Regions from separate parts of the Mus musculus genome. Here region 1 is linked to region 2. Evidence: chromatin loops called from intact Hi-C (ENCODE). Cell type or tissue: heart. All regions are shown on one strand. Links, peaks and the distances in the headings refer to the core of each region. The heading gives the core; the rest is flanking DNA.

Region 1 (6,881 bases), core at 1,907-5,906, 95 kb before region 2:
ATTTACTCAAATATTCTATATATTTATCAGATAAATATATAGGTTATTTCTCGAGTGTGTTATATGAATGGTGGTGTCTTTTCTTTTTCATGTGTTAGAACCTGGTAGCCAATTACAGAGTGGGCCTGTCAGATGTGCTTAGGTCACAGGGAAGGGATGAGACTCCAGGGAGCTCCCTCACCCTGTAGTTACAGCAGGACAGGGTTAGCCTTTCCACAGTAAGGGGACAAGTGTGGTCTAGAGCAGAGAGCAAGCCTTTAGCAGACACCAGGTCTTCTGATGGTGTCATCCTGGCCTTCTTGACTCCCAAAAATGTGACACTGAAGTTTTGGTGATGGCAGCGTGAATGGACAGATGCCATGTTCTCCAGTTATAAACAACGCTGTAGTGATGATCCTTTGATGTGTTTCCATGCCAGGAAAGTCCTGACCGTGAGACTGTTGAGGCAAAGGGCAGACTGTTTACCGGAAATGACTTCCTCTAACAAGCTAAGCTTTGTTATATTTTTAAAACATGTAGGTAACCCCAGGCTTTCAGCTCGTATTCCATTGGGTTTGTGGATTCATTTTAGAATAGACTCTTTCCTAAGGACAAGGGTCTTCACTTTGCCTTGCCCCTGGGGAGTTTTAGTTCTCCTCGCTGATTTTATGTTGACTTTGTAACTGGATATCAGTCCATTCCTGATGACATCCACAAACGCCTTTGATTTTAATTTCAGTTCATTTCCTAAATGTTTCAAAGTATGGTTAGGTCAGGCCCAAAGTGAGAAAAGTTCAGGTGGTGTTTGCCCAGAGATCTGGGGTCCCAATCCTGCTGGTCTTCTTGTCTGAAGTCTCTAGATATACATACTAAGCAAAGCATGCGAACGAGATCACTGTTTCAGGCTTGATACAGGCTGATGTTAAGCTGGTGCAAATTAGACCACAACATTGTACTATAAACATCTACAATACTCAGAGCCCAACCTGCCTGTTGAAATCTGCTCTGCTCGTCCTAGCACCCCACCCACAATCTCCGTCCTTGTTCTTAAAATACTGGGAAAGGCTACTTTGGAGCACACCACTGGCCAGAAATTTGTACAATCATTAGTCAAAGAGCATTTTGTTCAGAACCCTGCTGTTTCAGGCACAAGGAAGAAAGAGCTGAAGAAACTAAAGCGTCGCCTGCCCTTTTGGGGGAGGGGTTCAAATGTTTTCTCTTTCCTCCAGCTTTACATAGAGCAGTGAAAAGGGTCACTCCCCAAGCCTATCACTAGACAGGTACCCTATGAGCAGACAGTATGCTACCCTAGCTCCGTGACAACTCTGCCTTCTAGGACAGACATCCATAAACGCCTCTGAATTGAACTCATCAAAAAATGAAACGGGGTTATCTATGATGGTGCATGCCTACAACCGTATCTGAGGGATTGGTTGGTACGAAGAGTTCAATGTCAGTTTTAGCCATTTGGTCTCAAAATACTTTTTGTGTGTATAATTGCGTCACCTAAAGCAACTGCTTCAATTTCAGGTCTCTTGGTCCATCGTCATCATATGCCATCCAGGGTACCATGGGGATGCAGCAACTGTATCCCTGTACTTCTTAGATATACTCTTGTTTGTTCGTTTTGTTTGTTTCTTCGTTTTGGATTTTTGAGACAGGGTTTCTCTGTGTAGCCCTGGCTGTCCTGGAGCTCACTTTGTAGACCAGGCTGGCCTCGAACTCAGAAATCCACCTGCCTCTGCCTCCCGAGTGCTGAGATTAAAGGCGTGCGTGTGCCACCACCCCGGGCTTAGATATACTCTTAAGAGGTTTATTATTGAGTGAATATAGCCACTTACTTTGAACAAAAGGACTGTTGAATTCTCTATCACTTTAAATGGCTAACCAAAACATGCCTACTTCTTTGACTTACTTATAAGACTAACTTTCTTACATTGTAACATATTTATACCACTGAAACAATCCCTGCATTGATCATGGTATTTGTTGTTGGATCCTATTTGATGACATTTTATTTAGGATTAAAACAATATGTCATCTTTGTCAGGTTTTATCAACATGCTTTGTGAGATATTAAACAGTAAAATGCTCTATTTTAAAGGCAAAGATTTTGGGCCCATAAATTATTACGTGACACACCAACCTCACACTTTTTTCTGGCCTTCCACATCTAGTCCTAACTTCATTTTCTTTTCTCTTTAAGCCCAGCCCATTGTTATAATAAGTTCACAGACTGTTGTTTAGCCTAAGCTGAACTTTCAGCCTCAGGAACCGTGAACTTGCTCAAGACAAAGAGGGGATCAAGCCCGCCTCTTCCAAAAAGCCCTTTGTGGATCCTGTGACCCAGCTTGCAGTTACACTGCTAAGGCCTTCATTATCTGACCCACTTTTTAAAGTCATTTGGAAAGAAACCACATGGTCAAGAGGTAAAAGAAGCCCTGTGGAATGAAGAGATGGATTTGAGTCATCTCTAATCATATGGCCCAAGGCAAATTACCCAAATCTCCATTGTCTTCCCCTAAACTGATGTGTGTGTATATATATATATATATAAACACATACATATATATGTGTATATATTTATTATATATAGCACAATGTTTTAATGTATGTATATAATGTGAGGGCAAAGATCAAGCAAGAGGAGGAGGGATGGAGGCTACGATGTTTGAGGCTAACTTGGGCTAATACAGAGCCCCTGTTTCAAAGCCATAACATTATCTCTTCTCTTAGGACTTTCTAGTGCACACTGCTCATAACTGTAGCCACTATGTAGCATAGCAGCCTTCTTTCTGAGCTTGCTCCTCCTAACTGAAATTTGATCACTAGCCCCACAGGCTCCCTTCTCCCTAGTCCCAGTAACCACCTCTCTACTTTCTGTTGGTGCGACTTGACTTTTTCAGTGCTCCTTAATGAGATCCGTAAGTATTTGTGCTGTATGTCTACTTTGCTTAACATCCTCCAGGTTCATTCCAGATCGTCCCAGGTGACAGGATTTCCTTCATTTTAAAGTCGGACAGCTCTCTGGGCCCTCAAACAAGAGACAATGAGGTGGGCCTCCTGGATGGAGTTGCTAAGACTGGACTAGCGCGCACAGAATGCAATTAGCCTCTTATTTCGCAGCAAGCAGGAAAACCAGCGCCTTTGAATGTAAGACCTAAAACCAGAGAGACACAGCTTCCCCGAAATCGGGGCACTAAGCTAGAAAGCGGGGTCCAGCACAGGGTCCCCAGAGAGGCCAGGGTCGCCGATCCCGGCCGAGGAGGGAGGCGGGGCGCAGCGCGCAGCCCCCTCCCTTCTCTTTGTCCCCTTCCCCTTCCCTCGCTCCCTTGAACTCTCTCCTCCTCCTCTGGTTTCTCTTCTCGCTCCCGCGGCCCCCTCCTCCCCGCACGGCTGAACTCGAGCTCAGCCCGCCAGGCCGGGCCGCTTCAGGGGGAGGCGCCAAGTGTCTGCTGTTCTTGGCCCCGGGCGAGCAGTCCCCGCTGCCGGGGAGCGGAAAGGACGCGCGGCGCGGAGGTAAGCCTGCGTGTGGGCGGCAGGCGCGGGTGGGCGGGCGAGTCCCGGGGGCGAAGGCCAGGCGGAGGCCTCACCCTGCGCCCGGCCCGGTGCGCAGCCGCTGCGGGGGCAGGGCGCAGCGCCAACCCACCCGGGCCGGGGCCCGGCGCGCACGCGCGAGCCCGTGGACCAGGTCGCTGGGGTAGCTCTGGGTTCACGTCCCTTCCCGGGCCCTGGGACCGCGTAGCGGTGCGCATGCGCGCAGGCCCAGCCCGGGGTCCGTTTTGTGCGTCGCCCCGAGGCCACGGCTGTGGGGTTCCCGCTTCCAGTTGGGGGAACCCCTGCCCCTGGTGTCTCCAACCCTCCCGTGCACGCGGCGCGAGCTAGCGGTGACGTTTCCAGGACTTTCCGCTCTTTCCCGCCCGCAGCCGCCTCGCCGACCCCATGGCGGCACACGCTTTAGGCCTTTGGTCCCCGAAGTGGAGGGATGGCTGGGAAGGCCTGGCTGTCCTAAGGGTTTTCAGTCCTTTGGGCGTTGCTGAGGCCGGAAGTGGAGGAGTTTAGAGGTGAAAAACTTTTCCCGATGCCCCTTCTTGGCGGCGATGGAACTTCCGCCTGAGTTGAAGCTAGGCTTCCAGCCGCCTTTTTGCCTTTCTTTACAAGGTAAAGATTTAACTCGGACTGTAGCAGAGGACACCGAGGTGCTGCTCCCTTGCACACCCTGAGATTGCCCTGGCTGCACGGACTAAGCTTGGCCACATTGGGCCACTTGACGAGTTTGTTGTGACAATCAGAGAGATTTAATAAATGTGGCCACGTTGGGAAAGGGAACAAAGAGAGGTTCAGTGACCCAGGACCCCTTAGAGGCCCTAACTTGAAGTTTAGGTTTAAATCGTGAGCAAGGGGTGTATGTGCAGAGTTGGCCTGGTCCAGGTTTGGTCCGGCCTGTCACTGACCCATCCTGTCTCGTCTCGGCTTCAGTCACAATTCCTTGGAGTCCAAAGCCTGATACCTGAACGGAGAGGCGAACATGTTTCTCTTTAGAATTATCTTCCATCCTGATAGAACGGTTTTGGCGATTAAAGCCGAGTAAAAGAGACCGAGTTCACAGTCCTGTGGAACTTGGTTCTTTAGTGCATTCATGTGATGGTCACTGTTTAACGGTCATTGAGTCCGCTCTGTATTCGCACCTTCCTAGTAAAATCTGTCACCGTATTGGACAATGGCATGCAGGTAAGTCAGTTTCCAGGGCTACTATGGAGACTAGCAATGCCATAACTTCTGTGCTCTCTAGTCACGTGGTTATGAGTTAAACCGAAAAATCCCGATACTTTCAACTCTTACCTATACACTGGGAAGAGCAGTGACACCTGTCACAGTGGCAGTGCTGTAGGACTCAGGATGGAGCATCGAAGTATTCCCTCCTAAAAGGACTTTCCATTCACCACAGAAAATGAAGAAGTCAGAATCTTTCATATAGGAAAAACTAAGCAAATAACCTCTGCAGGTGTGCTCAGAAAAACTACGTAGCCAACTTTCCGTATCCTTATATTCTGCAACCGTGGATTCAACAAATCTTGAATTGGAAATATTAAGAAAGACCCTTGACTGGACATATAGAATTTGGGGGAGGGGGATTATTATTAACAATAAAATACATCAGCGTTTTAAATTTAGTTTTTTCTTTTAAGACGTGTACTTCACTGGCTCCGACTGGCCTGAACAATGTGTCAGGGTAGCCCAGGTTGGCCTGGGATTGAAGAGCAGCTTCAGCTTCTCCAGTATTGAGGTCACAGGCACCAAGCCTGGAAGGATAGCAACCACCCACACTAGTGTTAGTCCTAGGGCTGGCTGGAAGTACACAGGAGGGGGTGTGCCTGGCTGCATGGCACATTGCTTCTTTTGTAAGTGACTTGAACATTGACAGAGTATAGACTTGCTGGGGTTTGGGTCCTGCAGCAGTCTCACTCTACTCTGGCTTACTGTACCTTAATGTCCCCCGACATGAAGTCATGGAGATGACTAGTGTGATGCCATGATTTCAGCGATCCCTAGAGGTGGTTTTATATGAGCCAGACAAATGTAAGCGGCCATTGGCTGTAAAGGACTTAGAGGGGACATGGATGAAGAGGGACTATTTTAGGACATGAAGTGTGTGGTTCCCTTGAGGTCTTTCATTTAAATGAAGTAGATCAGACACTCCATGCTCAGGCACGAAAAAAACTATTATTCTTACGGTATACCTGCAGGGAATGCTCTTATTTCCCTTTGTCCATTGGAGATTATCATATTTAATTTCAGCTTTAACAAAGCTGAAGAGAAGTTAAAATGCCTAGTAGATATTGCTGTTTTCAAAGTTTATCTGATTTGATTTATTATAACAAATCAAAATTGTTGGGGAAAGGATGCTGGGAAAAGAATCATGAGTGTGGCAGAGGGGCATTAAAGTCTCCGTCCAAGGCTGAAAATAAGTGGGAATGCCCCCTTACGCAGATCAGCCCCCCATCTGTAAAGAATATTCATAATGTCTGTCATGGGATGCTTCAGGTGACTCTTCTCGCTTCCCTTATCTGGAAGAAGCATGTGTCTCTTTCAGGTGGTGACTTCAATCTGAAACATGATCTGAAGGAGATTGAAAGTACAGTAGATCATTAAACATCAGGCTGACACTCGAGTGTGTGTTTTTAATGTCTTCAGCTCTACTCATCTAACCTGAGCTAATGTACATTGTTCTTCCCACCCCCAGTACACTTTTGAGCTAACAAGTGCTGATGAATGATAGCTAAACTTGAGTGTTTTCTATACTGTGCCAAGTGTATAAAAAAGGATTCCCAAGAGGAAGCAAGTGGAGGTCGAGGATCCACTGTATTCAGGAATCATGTTGTTGAGCCAAGTCTTTAATAGGATAATAGTTACCTCATCTATTAATACCTATTTAAGCATTGCATGTATAAGAAATTACCTCTCAAATGGACTTACAGATGGCTCTCTGTGTCAGCTCATGTCACTTATGGAGCAACATAAAATATATTTTCCCACTTGACGGTGACGTTTTGTCATCAGTGTTGAGCTCAGTAAACCAAAGACTACCTCAGCATTGCTGGAGGCTGGTTTACCCTGTGCCTCACTGAGAAATTTGGAAACCAAACAGACAATGACAACAGCAGTTATGTGCCACCATCAGTGCACTCCTTTCCTACGCACTGGGTGGCACTTCCCTTGACAGTGCGCTGGCTTTCCCATTGCTCCTGCATAGTTCTGTCCACCTGGCTATCCACCCTGGTGCACCTAGCAGCTGACTGTTAACATTATTTTTATTCGCTAGATGTAATTGTCATCTTGGAGGCTTATGCCTCTGTCTGGTAAGCTAGGTCTAACACTGAAGCTTCTAGCTCCATACAATT
Region 2 (6,881 bases), core at 1,932-5,931:
TCTCTTAAAGCCAGGGCCCTTACTGCTATCTCTTGGTTCTGCTCCTCCCCCCACATCTGCTTCAGACTTCCTGTGGTTCTACCAGGGCCTCACCAAATTAACTGGCTGGGATTAGGAGTGCTGGAATGAGTCTGCCTTTCCCTGTAAGAATAGAGTCCTGCTGATTTACTGGGTGTAATAAGGAACTTTGACTTGGCCCATTCATTCTGTCTCTTACACACATTTCTTCCTCTCTGTTCCCTCTTCCCCTCTGTGGTACACATGTCTTGTCCAGGCTAGTTTCAAAATTCTTAAACAGTAAGGATAAAAGTGACTTCCTGATACCAAAGAGTGAGAAAGCAAACGTGACACCTTAAACATTCAAAGAATTCAAGGAATCTGAAGCAAATAAAAAGCAGGAAGGGAACTTTGTAGAGCCTAATTCCTTTCTTTTACAGCCAAGAAGCCAGAGTCCCCACAGGAGCAAAGGAAAAGGACTGAAAAGGACAAGCAGAGTTCTCTGCTGGGAGCTCTTTGCACTGCATTTTCCTACTCCCCGACCCCCTTAGAAAAAGATGTATAGTCTCTTTTTATTGCCTACAGCACATGCTTTATTCATGCATAAAGAATCTACACTAGTAAAAGACAGTCTAGATTCCTTCTAGATTTTTCTATAGAGAAAACCCTTCAAGTGTTTCAGGGATTTGTTTTGGAGAATAGCAGATAGTTTTGGAGAATAGCTAGCAAGGCTTGAAATCCTCCTTCAAATCTGCTTCTTGTGTGCTCTGAGTCATGGTGTCTCAGAGTTCCAGAAAGGTAGGATAAAACCAGGGCCCAAGGAAGGAGATTTCAAGGGCCCTGGAGTCAGATCCTGTGCACTAAAATGGTAAACTTTACTCTGCACTGAACCATATATAGTTAATCTACCAACTGATAATATGCTTAGCTAGAATTGTAGTTTGACATTTGATGCTTTTCCTAAAACAAAGCTAATAACAAATGTCCTTTCGCAACTAAGTATTTTTGTCAACAGGAAAGCACACACATGGATACACATGTGAAGATCCATAGTGCATTTCAGAGCTGAAAGGAGACTTTCCCGGATACTCTTATTACATAAAGGCAACACATACACAGTTCTAAAATAAAATGTATCAGATTCCTGCCATCATAAACCTTCCTTTGTGTCTCAGACTACCATATCGTTTTTATTTTACCACTGTGTAAATAAATTATTATTTAAGATTTTATTTTAGTTAACACTTATTACATTTAAACTGAATAATGTTTAGAATGGATTTGTTTAGAATGGTGTTAGAGTTTCACTTAATCACTTGCTGGGATGCTGGAGTCTGAGCACAGGGCCTCCTACATGGAGCTCCAACACTGTTCCAACCTGCAAATCTTAAAGTAAAAACCTTTTGTAAGTTTTTTTCCCCCCTGTGTATGAGTGTTTTGCCTTCTTGTATGTCTGTGCACTGAGTGCACGCAGTGCCTGCAGAGTCAGACGTGGGTACTGGATATCCTGGGACTGGAGTTACAGACAGGACTGAGCTGCCATTGGGTGCTGACAATCAAACCTGGGCCCTTTGAAAGAACAGGAAGTACTCCAAAATGCTAAGACATCTTTCCAGCATGCCCACCTAGGTATAAGGATTAAAGGCATGTACTACCACGCCCAGCAAATTAGTAACCCTTTTAGACAGACTTTCCTCTACAACTCTTTTTCACTAAGGTATAATCTACATATCACAACATCCTAAAAATCAGCTGACAGTATATTTTACTTATTTATTTTAAAGACCTATTTATTTTTATGTGTATAAGTGCTGGCCTGCATATATGCATGTATATCACATTCATGCATGTTTTCACAATGAAAGTAAACATGGACAGTACCAGGACATAAAACGATTATAATTTGTAAAAATGACAATAAGGGGGCTGGCAAGATAGCTCAGAGGTTAAGCACATTGGCTGTTTTTCCTAAGGTCCTGAGTTCAGTTCCCAGCAACCACATGGTGCTCATAACCATCTATAGTGAGATCTGGTGCCCTCTTCTGAACTGTAGGTGTACATGCAAGCAAAACACTGTATACATAATAAATCGTTTTTTAAAATGACAATAAGGAAACTTAAAAGTGGATCACTCAAATTTTATATTTTTCCTAAAATAACTATTAACAGAAAAGTTTCTTCATGGAGAAGAAAATGTTATTAAGTGTCCCTTTTTTCATTACTGCACTCAAAGTTCCCATCTTCCAATAGGAACACATTTGCATCTGTTTTCCACACCAAAACCAAAGCAAAGAAGTTCAGACCCTCAATCTTTACCGCCTATAAGACTGTATTATTTGATCATAGATGACTTCCTAATCAAAACAATAAAAAGATTATAATTCACCATCAAAAGTAATCAAATTTAAAAGGTATAGAACACATGATACATGCTCTTAAGTATACATCTTAATATGTAAACTAAGGTGTCTATAGAGAAACTTGCTCTGAAATGCCTTCACTGACCCCAAATGAAGGGTTTCAGCTTCAAATTTAGAGATGAAAGTAGATCTGGAATATACCCCAACACACAGCCAACATGTAAAAGAAACTGAAGGGAGAGACGGAGGAAAGGAGAATAAAATCATGGAAACTACATTTAGACAAACAGTAGAACTGAGATTCTCTGCTGTAAGTTATTTCAATTAACTCAGAAGGGGGGAGCCCGTTTTACAAAGCACACTTTCCCACTATGCTTATATTAAGTTGTGGGCAAAAGACTGACACTGTACTAAAAGTAAAAGTTTTGGAGTACTATTCTCACTACTGAGTTATAATCCTCCGGGGGGGGGGCATACTTAATGTAGTCTTTGGTGTATTAAAATTGAACTAGCTCTAGAAAATTAGTTTCAAAGAAAAATGTTAGAACATTATTTATCAAAAACTAAAGAGATCCAGGATTAAAGCTACTCACAATCATGCCAATTAAGTTAAATGCTGGAGAGCAATTAAAAAACACCAGATACTAAGAGAAGCAGGACTGCCTGCCTCAGTCAAAGGCTTTATATAAACTCTTAAGGTTCTGCCTTCAGGCACAAACAGTTCTTTAATGTGCCACTCATATCGCCTACATTTCAATTTATAAACATATATACACCCATCTGCATTTTATTTCTTTAAAGAAGGCAATATCCCAACTACAAGAGCAATAGAAGAGAAAGAATCTACCTTATGTTTCTTTCTTTCTCTTACTTATTACTAACTAAAGCAAATCAAACCACTTTGGAGAAGTTGTCAGAATCCCCGGAAAGCATTTTGGCATAAAAAGAGTTAACACCCAACTCAGCTGGGCAGCCAGTGACCATTTGCAAGCCTCCTAGGTACATTCCCAGCAGACACATTATCAGATTAAAGGAACTGCAAACAACTGGGTTGAAGCCTTCCTTTGTCCAAACCCAGCCTCTTCTTCCTGTGATGTCATATTACAAATCTGGGAAGGCTTTCTTGCTCACTTCAGAGACAGCCCATCTCACAATACAGCTGGCAACCTCCGAAAGGCCTCTCCATTCAGCAAGCGCGAACATGCTTAGGAATTTATCTGGGATCCCTTAAACGACTGCCTATCGCCGTCCGGAATCAATGTAGAAATACAAAGTTTGAGAATAAAAAGAAGGAAGAAGTACCCGAGGACGACGGGCGGACGGACGCACGGCGAGTGTTTGTGACTGAAGTAAAGCTGGTTTGGACCCTGGCGGCTGAAGCACAAGTTTCCACGCGGACTGGTCTGGTCCGACTTGGAACAGTTTTTCCTTACACTTTCAGCTTTATGGGTTGGCTTCCTTGACTGCATTTTCTGTCAGTTAACTAAACTCCAGACTCATGGATTTTCTCGACCAGAAAATCAGACTATTTTCCTGAATAATCTACTAGAAACTTTTACGGAACACATTTCATGTTTCCTTTGAAGAGTTAAGAGAAGAAAGTATTTGTAAGAACAGGAAAAGAAACAAATACTTTGCAAATAAACTGGCTGCTGCTGTGACCACATCTGAATAGCAAAGGCGATCGATCAAGCGCTGCGGACAAAAGGCCTCCTGTAAGCTGCACTGCCTGACAATGGTAAGCTCCAATGGCTCCCAGTGCCCTTATGACGACTCCTTTAAGTACACTCTGTACGGGTGCATGTTCAGCATGGTCTTCGTGCTTGGGCTGATATCCAACTGTGTTGCGATATACATTTTCATCTGTGCCCTCAAAGTGAGAAATGAAACTACAACGTACATGATTAACCTGGCAATGTCAGATTTACTTTTCGTCTTTACTTTGCCATTTCGGATTTTTTACTTTGCAACACGGAATTGGCCATTTGGAGATCTACTCTGTAAGATTTCAGTAATGCTGTTTTACACCAATATGTATGGAAGCATTCTGTTCTTAACCTGTATCAGTGTAGATCGATTTCTGGCAATTGTCTACCCATTTAAGTCAAAGACTTTAAGAACGAAACGAAATGCAAAGATCGTTTGCATTGCTGTGTGGTTCACAGTGATGGGAGGAAGTGCGCCTGCAGTTTTCTTTCAGTCGACCCACTCTCAGGGGAACAATACCTCAGAAGCCTGCTTTGAGAACTTTCCAGCGGCCACATGGAAAACTTATCTCTCCAGGATTGTGATTTTCATTGAAATAGTGGGCTTTTTTATCCCTCTCATTTTGAACGTAACTTGTTCTAGTATGGTGCTAAGAACTTTAAATAAACCTGTTACATTAAGTAGAAGCAAAATGAACAAAACTAAGGTTTTAAAAATGATTTTTGTCCACTTGGTCATCTTCTGTTTCTGTTTTGTGCCCTACAACATCAACCTCATTTTGTACTCGCTCATGAGGACACAGACCTTTGTTAACTGCTCTGTGGTGGCGGCAGTGAGGACCATGTACCCGATCACTCTCTGCATCGCTGTTTCCAACTGCTGCTTTGACCCTATTGTTTACTACTTCACCTCAGACACAATTCAGAACTCAATAAAAATGAAAAACTGGTCGGTTAGAAGAAGTGACTCCAGGTTCTCTGAAGTTCAGGGCACTGAGAATTTTATCCAACACAACCTACAGACCTTAAAAAATAAGATATTTGATAATGAATCTGCAATATAAGCTGCCTGACTAAGCCACTGGGACTGCTCCGTGTTCAACTGTGAAAACTGTGTTCTTGGGAACTATCTCTCCGGCTCCAACAGAAAATATTTTTAAAGGAAGTTTGTGTCTGATGTGTTAAACATTAAAATATATTCTATTCTTGTATGCACGCCATTTTACTTTCTTGAACCACTTTAACGTGTTTTTTCCTCATTAAAAAAAAAAAACTCCATAAAGTTAAGGTCTAAAAGCAATTATGATTTAAATAATGTGATATATCTGTACGTTTAAAATTTTGTATATCATGAAATGATTTAATCAGAAATCTGTTAAATGGTTTTATACTGAACCGAGATGTTGTTTACGGAATAGTTTACTAAGTAGATTTCACTTATATTTTATTTTAGATTAAAAGTACTTATCATGCCTTAAACTGTAAACAGTGAAGAAAACCAGTTTGAACTAGTCACACAGTTTTAGAGCATTTCCTCCAAGAGACTACTGCAGTTTTCTGCATGACATTTTATCTTTTTAGGCAACTCATAAAAAAGAAAAGGTATCTAACTATATAGTATATTTTGAAATTACTATTTTGATTTATATTCTGGCTGCAACACCCAATTTCAAAATGATATATAGTATAAAAACTTAGCATAAAGAAACTAATGAAATGTTATCTTGCTAGGTAAATTATTTTGAAAGTACAATAAAAACCTTGTATTTTCAAGAATGTTGGTCTAGAAATCACCAGGACAGTGAAGTGCCTGAGTTTTTAGAATGTGATACATAGCTAAGATTTTTTTTTTTACTTCTTTTCCTCTCTCACTTTAGATCAACTACAGAGTGCCTGAAAATGTTATTTCAAGTGGAAAAAAAACCTTTAAAAATGTTAAACGTATAAAGTAAAGACATAGTTCTTTACATAGAGAGCAACAAATCTAGAAAGACAAATTACTAAGCACAATTATATTTTCATTATACAAAACAGACAAAGGCATGGCTTTGAGACAGAAAAATACCAACTACATCAAAACTTTCATTTTCCAACACATCCTCTTCTAATTTAAGGCATTTTGCAAAGTTTTAATTTTAGAAAAATGATATACATTTGAATTCAGTTAGCCTGTATGGTAAAACAAGTTAATCTTTCAAGTCTGAATACAGCATGAACACACACACACACACACACACACATATGTATGTATATGTGTGTTTATGTATGTATATATATATATGTATACATATATATACATATATACATATATATATATATACACACATATATATATGTTTGTTTGTTTGTTTGTTTGTTTTGTTTTTTGAGACACGGTTTCTCTGTATAGCCCTGGCTGTCCTGGAGCTCGCTTTGTAGACCAGGCTGGCCTCGAACTCAGAAATCCACCTGCCTCTGCCTCCCAAGTGCTGGGATTAAAGGCATGTGCCACCACACCTGGCGAACATATATTTTATAATACATAAATTTACTTTTTTCTGAGTTTGGGCTGCAATGATTTTTGACAAAGCATAGTCATTTTCTATCTTAAATAAGTCTCTTTGTAATAAATAGCACATACATGGATGTTTTCTTTCAATACCCATGTTTTTTTATAGGTAAAGCTAAATGAAAATAAACCTGTAACAAAAAGCAAACTAATGAAAAATAAGCATATCCTAAGAGATGTATATGTTCCACACACATACACACACTGTGAAGTTTACTTCAGTTGCCCTATAGTTCCTGTACTTGATGTCACTCCAAAAGAATGAGATGC

Evidence for each region. Hi-C counts contacts between places; a loop is a spot of excess contacts. Peaks named below come from ENCODE experiments on the same cell type or tissue, not always from the same donor. Only the 100,000 strongest peaks of a DNase experiment are listed, where the experiment ranks them.
Region 1: it touches region 2 in a loop (5-fold over the local background); 9 of 42 quality-filtered maps call a loop at or near these places.

The regions. Positions count from the first base shown.
Region 1 is chr14:73,139,691-73,146,571 of GRCm38, forward strand. Rcbtb2 (regulator of chromosome condensation (RCC1) and BTB (POZ) domain containing protein 2) reads left to right here and starts at 2,820. Exons shown (of 15, transcript NM_001170694.1): 1 at 2,820-2,903. In heart, for the core only: no CTCF peak of the experiment used is centred there; a DNase peak (open chromatin) is centred at 3,581; H3K4me3 peaks cover 2,439 bases; H3K27ac peaks cover 2,313 bases.
Region 2 is chr14:73,234,509-73,241,389 of GRCm38, forward strand. The region is part of intron 17 of Rb1 (RB transcriptional corepressor 1); the gene reads right to left. Lpar6 (lysophosphatidic acid receptor 6) reads left to right here and starts at 3,383. Exons shown (of 1, transcript NM_175116.4): 1 at 3,383-5,850. The coding sequence starts at 4,093. The coding sequence ends at 5,127. RefSeq lists an enhancer at 1-1,818. In heart, for the core only: CTCF peaks have their summits at 2,041 (motif pointing left) and 3,742; DNase peaks (open chromatin) are centred at 3,493 and 4,123; H3K4me3 peaks cover 3,100 bases; H3K27ac peaks cover 3,098 bases.